Linked DNA regions of Mus musculus: region 2 is linked to region 1. Evidence: chromatin contacts called from ENCODE Hi-C or POLR2A ChIA-PET data. All regions are on one chromosome and are shown on one strand. The core of a region is the stretch at or near the end of the contact, and the rest is flanking DNA. Distances in the headings are between cores, read along the strand shown.

What was found. Hi-C counts contacts between places; a loop is a spot of excess contacts on that map. ChIA-PET counts read pairs that join two places held with the same protein, here RNA polymerase II (POLR2A).
Region 2: a loop to region 1 is called in a map of heart, with 2.6 times the contacts of the local background. The contact joins the promoter of Tmem41a here to the promoter of 1300002E11Rik in region 1. A Hi-C loop is called at or near these places in 3 of 37 maps with a recorded cell type or tissue (all heart). POLR2A ChIA-PET finds 5 or more read pairs at or near these places in 1 of 5 experiments (embryonic stem cell).

Annotation. Positions count from the first base shown.
Region 1 is chr16:21,792,967-21,795,666 of GRCm38, forward strand. 1300002E11Rik (RIKEN cDNA 1300002E11 gene) reads left to right here and starts at 1,381. Exons shown (of 3, transcript NR_037958.1): 1 at 1,381-1,480.
Region 2 is chr16:21,946,127-21,948,826 of GRCm38, forward strand. It overlaps Tmem41a (transmembrane protein 41a), which reads right to left and starts at 1,426. Exons shown (of 5, transcript NM_025693.4): 1 at 1,242-1,426; 2 at 1-28. The coding sequence starts at 1,360.

The DNA of each region.
Region 1 (2,700 bases), core at 131-2,630:
TGAGGTGTTATTCTGGGTTATTTGCAAAACTGACCCATCACCCACATTTCAACACTACTACTAGCTTGCTTTGTCATCTTTCTAAACAACAAGTTGAGATGTTTCTTTGAACCATTGTCTTAGTCAGGGTTTCTATTCCTGCACAAACATCATGACCAAGAAGCAAGTTGGGGAGGAAAGGGTTTATTCAGCTTACACTTCCATACTGCTGTTCATCACCAAGGAAGTCAGGACTGGAACTCAAGCAGGTCAGGAAGCAGGAGCTGATGCAGAAGCCATGTTCTTTACTGGCTTGCTTCCCCTGGCTTGCTCAGCCTGCTCTCTTTTAGAACCCAAGACTACCAGCCCAGAGATGGCCCCACCCACAAGGGGCCTTTCCCCCTTGATCACTAATTGAGAAAGTGCCTTACAGTTGGATCTCATGGAGGTATTTCCTCAACTGAAGCTCCTTTCTCTGTGATAACTCCAGCTTTGTCAAGTTGACACAAAACTAGCCAGTACAACCACCACAGAGGAAATGAAACCATGCCTAGTCAGTGGTAGTACATTCATAGCCTGCTAACCTTCTGGAACTGCAGAGGTCTGTAGTTTTGTTCCTATTAACCAGTTAAAAACAAAGACAGCTCCCTGCTTTTCTGGGTCAGTATGAGGTTTGTGGACACACACACACACAGAGACTTTCTTATTGATGAGTATGTCTACTTTCAGGGACAGCCTGAGGTCTGTCATTATAGTCCTGGTGCCTCTCCTCCCCCCCCCCCCCCTTAGCAAGGTAACTCAGCAAATGTTTTCAATCAAGTTGAGATATCAACCTGTCTGTCTGTCGGTCTGTCTATCGAGGAGAAGGTACCCAGTATCATCAGCTAACCACTGAACAAAAGTAGTTCCAGTCTGCTATACACGTATGTGTTCCAGTGCGGAAACAAGAGAGTATATCACATCATTAGAAAAAAAAACAAAACAAAAAACCTGTTAATGTTCATTGCAGTATGCTGGAACGTTCTATGCATTACCTCAAGTAACACAACAGCTTCAGGTTGTGGGTACTGGTGTTTTACACGGTTGGGACAGGTTGCCCTTGTAACACAACACCAATACCCTCAGAAGTGAAAGGGGCAGCACTGCAGCCAGCAATCACAATCTCAGAGGCCGACACCCGGCAGAGACGTGGGACTCGACAATCTCGTGATTTGTCCAAACGCCCCGCTAATTCGGATTGGAGCGGTAAATTTCAGCATGGACGAGTCTGTAGAATAAAGGAATTGGGTCACTCAGCCCAGGACCCGCAAGCTAAAACCACGGGAGCCCACTGCTGAGCCGTGTGTCGGAAGTGACGTCATACGCGGAAGCTGTGGAGGCAGAGGTGGCGCCTGCGCATTGGGGTTGCGCTGGGGTGGGTGTCCAGCGCTGTAGGAGGAACGCGGTGGGAGGAAGGCTTGCGGGCGTGCGGACTCGGCTTCGGGCCGAGCGCTTTGAAGAAGTAAGTCTTCTAGGAACCTAGCGGCGCTAGAGGGAGTTGGCGACATGGCTTTTGGGGCAGCTGCGGTGCGCTCAGCTGGGCTCGCTGCCTACTCCTGAGCCCGGGATGGAGTAGGGGTCAGCGACCCGGTCTCCTATAGGTCTTGGGAGAGAGAGGTGGACACCTGCTGGAAAGGGTTTGGACAGAGTGCGAAGCCCGACTGGCGCAGCTGCTGAGTGCATCCCGGGTGTCAGCATCCCGCCTCTGCAAACGCGACTCCCGGTTACTTTGCTTGCCCCCTCCCTGCCCTATGACGCGGGTGCAGAAGAAAATCCTGACCCGTTTTGTTTTAAAGTTAGTGAAATGTACAAATGGGTCCTAATCTCTTGGTGGAGAGGATAAGGCGCTTGTCTGGCTTCTTGAGGCTGCCTTTACTTTTCTGGGAAGAACTGTGCGATACCAGGGAGGTTATCGAATAATTAGCCGCGGTTGTCGCACCGTACTGGTAGCTGGTGTTATAAATGCTTTCTTTTTAGCAGTGTAAGTTTTCTTTTTCTTAAAGATTTATTATGTTGGTAAACTATTTAAAAGATGGATAAGAGTTACAACGAATATAAAAACAGTAATTTATAAATATGTAGTCGGGCTCCACCTGCTGTGTATAGACCCAAGGAACGATTGTAGCAGCTCCCAATTCCCCCCCCAACCCTTGAAGATTAAAGTGTTTCCTTTGTTAAAGGCGCCATTAAATATTATGAAGAGTGTACATATGCACCCCACAAAAAACAAGTATTGTAACCACCAAGTTTGGGCTATCAAATGAAATACAGTGCAGATGCTATAATGTGCTGTGTAATCAGATCTCAGCAAGAGTCACCACCTACGCGTAGCCCCAGGAATGTGGCTGTGTGCACGGGCTATCAAATAAAAGGCAGATCTTGAGAGGTTCCCAAAATGTGTCATTAGATTGGATAGAGTGGGGTTAGTAGACAATGAATTTATGTTGCATGGTTGTGTTTTCCCTAAGAAACTAGTAAGCATCTTTTGATTTTAAATCGGAGCTTTTCTTCAAGTCAGTTGAACACTCCAAAAGTAAACCGCTTTTTTTGCAGTAAAAATTTATGTTTGTTCACGTTTAAATCTTTTCACAATTCCTGGACAGCCCTGAGATTCTACTCACCCCCATTTTATATGCTGTTACTGTGCCACTGAATTAGAATATATTTAAATATGATAAATGT
Region 2 (2,700 bases), core at 176-2,675, 150 kb after region 1:
TGCCAGATCGGAGGGGAACCACAGCGACCTAGAGTTTGGGAAATCAGGTGGAGGCGTGGGTTCCAGAGAAAGTTCGAAGTGTGTCTTCCTTGCAGAGTTAAGTTTGTAAACAGGTCATCTGGCCACCAGACATTGAAAGAACTCAAGATGACAGCTGACCCAAGATAAAACAACAGAGGCAGACAGGAGAGCCCTGGAGTGGGAACAAGTGCCCTGGGCTGGCACCCTCACTCTACAGTGTTCCTGTTGTGTGACCTTGGAGTGACCACGGGTCTTGTTTTCCTTGCCTAAAAAGGGTCTGGTGCTGGATAACCACTACACACCCTCTTCACTTATTTAGGGGTTTTAAGATGGAACCCCACAGCCTCCACCATGCTGAGAGCATCGGCTCCAGCACTGACTTGCATCCTCGGTCTCTTTTTATCTTGTCCGAAGACACAAGTATATTCATCTCCAGGCAACTGCATATCATCATGAATTGCCGTCCTTTCTAGGAGACCCTCTCCCAAGCAAACACACAACTATTTAGACAGCATGTTACCCAGATGTACTAGGCAAAAAACAACAATTTCATCACTTTAAAAGAATCCCCGTGGACACATACCTCCCATCATAATAAATACAGCTTTCTTGATAACATGGCTGGAGGCCAACCCTTTCCGAGAGCCTCCCTCTTCACCCTGCGCTAGGCCTGGTACACCGTGGATCCCGTCCAAAGGTCACAGAACAAAGACTACCCTGCCTCTGCCATCTCAACAGTTCTTTGCTCCAGCAGAGATAAACTATGAGCAAGCCCCTCCTAGTTCTCATGAGTACCTCTGACATCCACAAGAGAGTTTTTTCAGCTCCACAAAAAGACAATGGTAACTGAAAACAACTCGAATGCAGTTAACGCCTCTTGGTAATGCGGCAACGTGCCAGACACACTCTATGCACTTTCAAAGTAATAAGCAGCAGTCGGAAACCCGACCGACAAGCCTTCTGCCTCGCCCAGCTGTCATGGGAAGCAGAGACAGGCAGGAAGAGGGCAAACTGGATCATAGCCTCGTCACTCCAAGTCCGGGCTGCACCTCTGAAGACTGGCTGCTGTGGTAATTGGGTTGAGGAAGGAGAGCCACGGTAGCCGAGATGGCTGGGGCTGGAAGGCGACCGCGTGTGCAGAGAAGTGCAAGGGCCCCCGAGGCATCACTGCCAACCCTCCGACCTCCTCCCAGGCCACCGCCCGGTGTCCTCCCTCTCACCGGCCTTCGGGCTCCCCGGCCGCCGCCAGCCTCGGCCCCAAGGGCAGCCGCGTGGAGAGCAGGTATAATGCGAAGGTGCAGCCTCCGAATACGAGGAGCAAGCCGAGCAGCGCGCGCATGCCGCGGCCTGGCCGGAGAGCGCGCTCCCCCCGTGGCAACGCAGAGCCCTCCCCGTGCGCCGACTGGGCGGGCGGAGCGCGTTCTTGGACGGGCAGGGCGTGGCCCTCGCAAAGCTCCGCCCTCGGCCCGCCGCAGGCCCCGCCCCCGCCAGGGACTGATCGCTCTAGTCTAAAGTGCTCCTGCTGGCTCTACACTGAACACCTCCAACGCCTTCCCTGTGACAGAGCTGGGAGATCTGGGGCTGAGTTGTGAGCCTGCCACAACCTAGCTTGCAGCATGGCGGTCAGTCTTGTCCACAGTCTGTCCCACAAAGCAAATGAAGCCAACAAATGTGAGACTGACACCGATGGTTGTGGAAAGAAGGTAATGACCACCACAGAAATAAACAGACATGCCTTCTATTCAGTACCTGAAGTGTGCTCATTATCCCCAGTACTCATAAACACATTTCAGTGTGCCTCAACGGATGAAAACGCTTACTGCCATAACTCTTGTGTAGGAGCTAGCGTGCACACACTAGCTGTAACACACATCTGAGTCTTAGAAAGAGTCTGTGGTGCTAGACATGGTGTTCATGTGACTGACCCCAGCACTTGAAGAGAAGGAAGGCCCAGGGTTCAGTCATCTTTAAATACTAAGCAAAAATTCAGAAAGGGGCAGGGTAGCCGGGTAGTGAGAATGACATCTCTCAAAAAGAAAACCCAGATTCAAAACTCCAAAACTAGTGTGGTCCTTGCACTGTGTGGAGTCTGAAAGAGGTGAGCACTGCGTTTACTCTCTGGATGAGCAAGCAGAGGGGCAAGTGAGATGGCCCTAAGTAAGGCAACCTTCAGGGAAGCCGAAGGTTTGGGAGAAATGAATGGCTATTGTCCACTTGGAGAGTGCTAGAAGATAGTTTGGGCAAGGGACCCCAGGAAACTGTGGGGAGATGAGCCTGGCAGCATTCAGTAAGAACCATTCTGCTAGGCAGACATCGTGTTGTGTGTTTGCAGTCCCAGCACATGGAACCCTGAGGCAGAATGGAGACTGAAGACAGCCTGGGGTTACAGTGACAAACTGTCTTCAAAAAACAGGGAGGAGGAGAAAAGGAGGGACAGTGTCCGTTCTCCTTTGAGAATGTCAGAGCAAGTGGTTAGAGTAGGCTCCAAGTTAACAGTAAATACCTCAGGTTGCGGGGAGGGAGGGACGGAAAGGACCACGGCAGTGGGAACAGGGCAAAAGGGACAGGCTGCACAGTGGGGATGAGAAGTGACAGCACATAGGACCGACCCATTGGGTGAGTTCTTCAGAGTCAAAAGGCATGAAGCACTTCAGAGCACTTCTTTGGTTCAAACAGGGA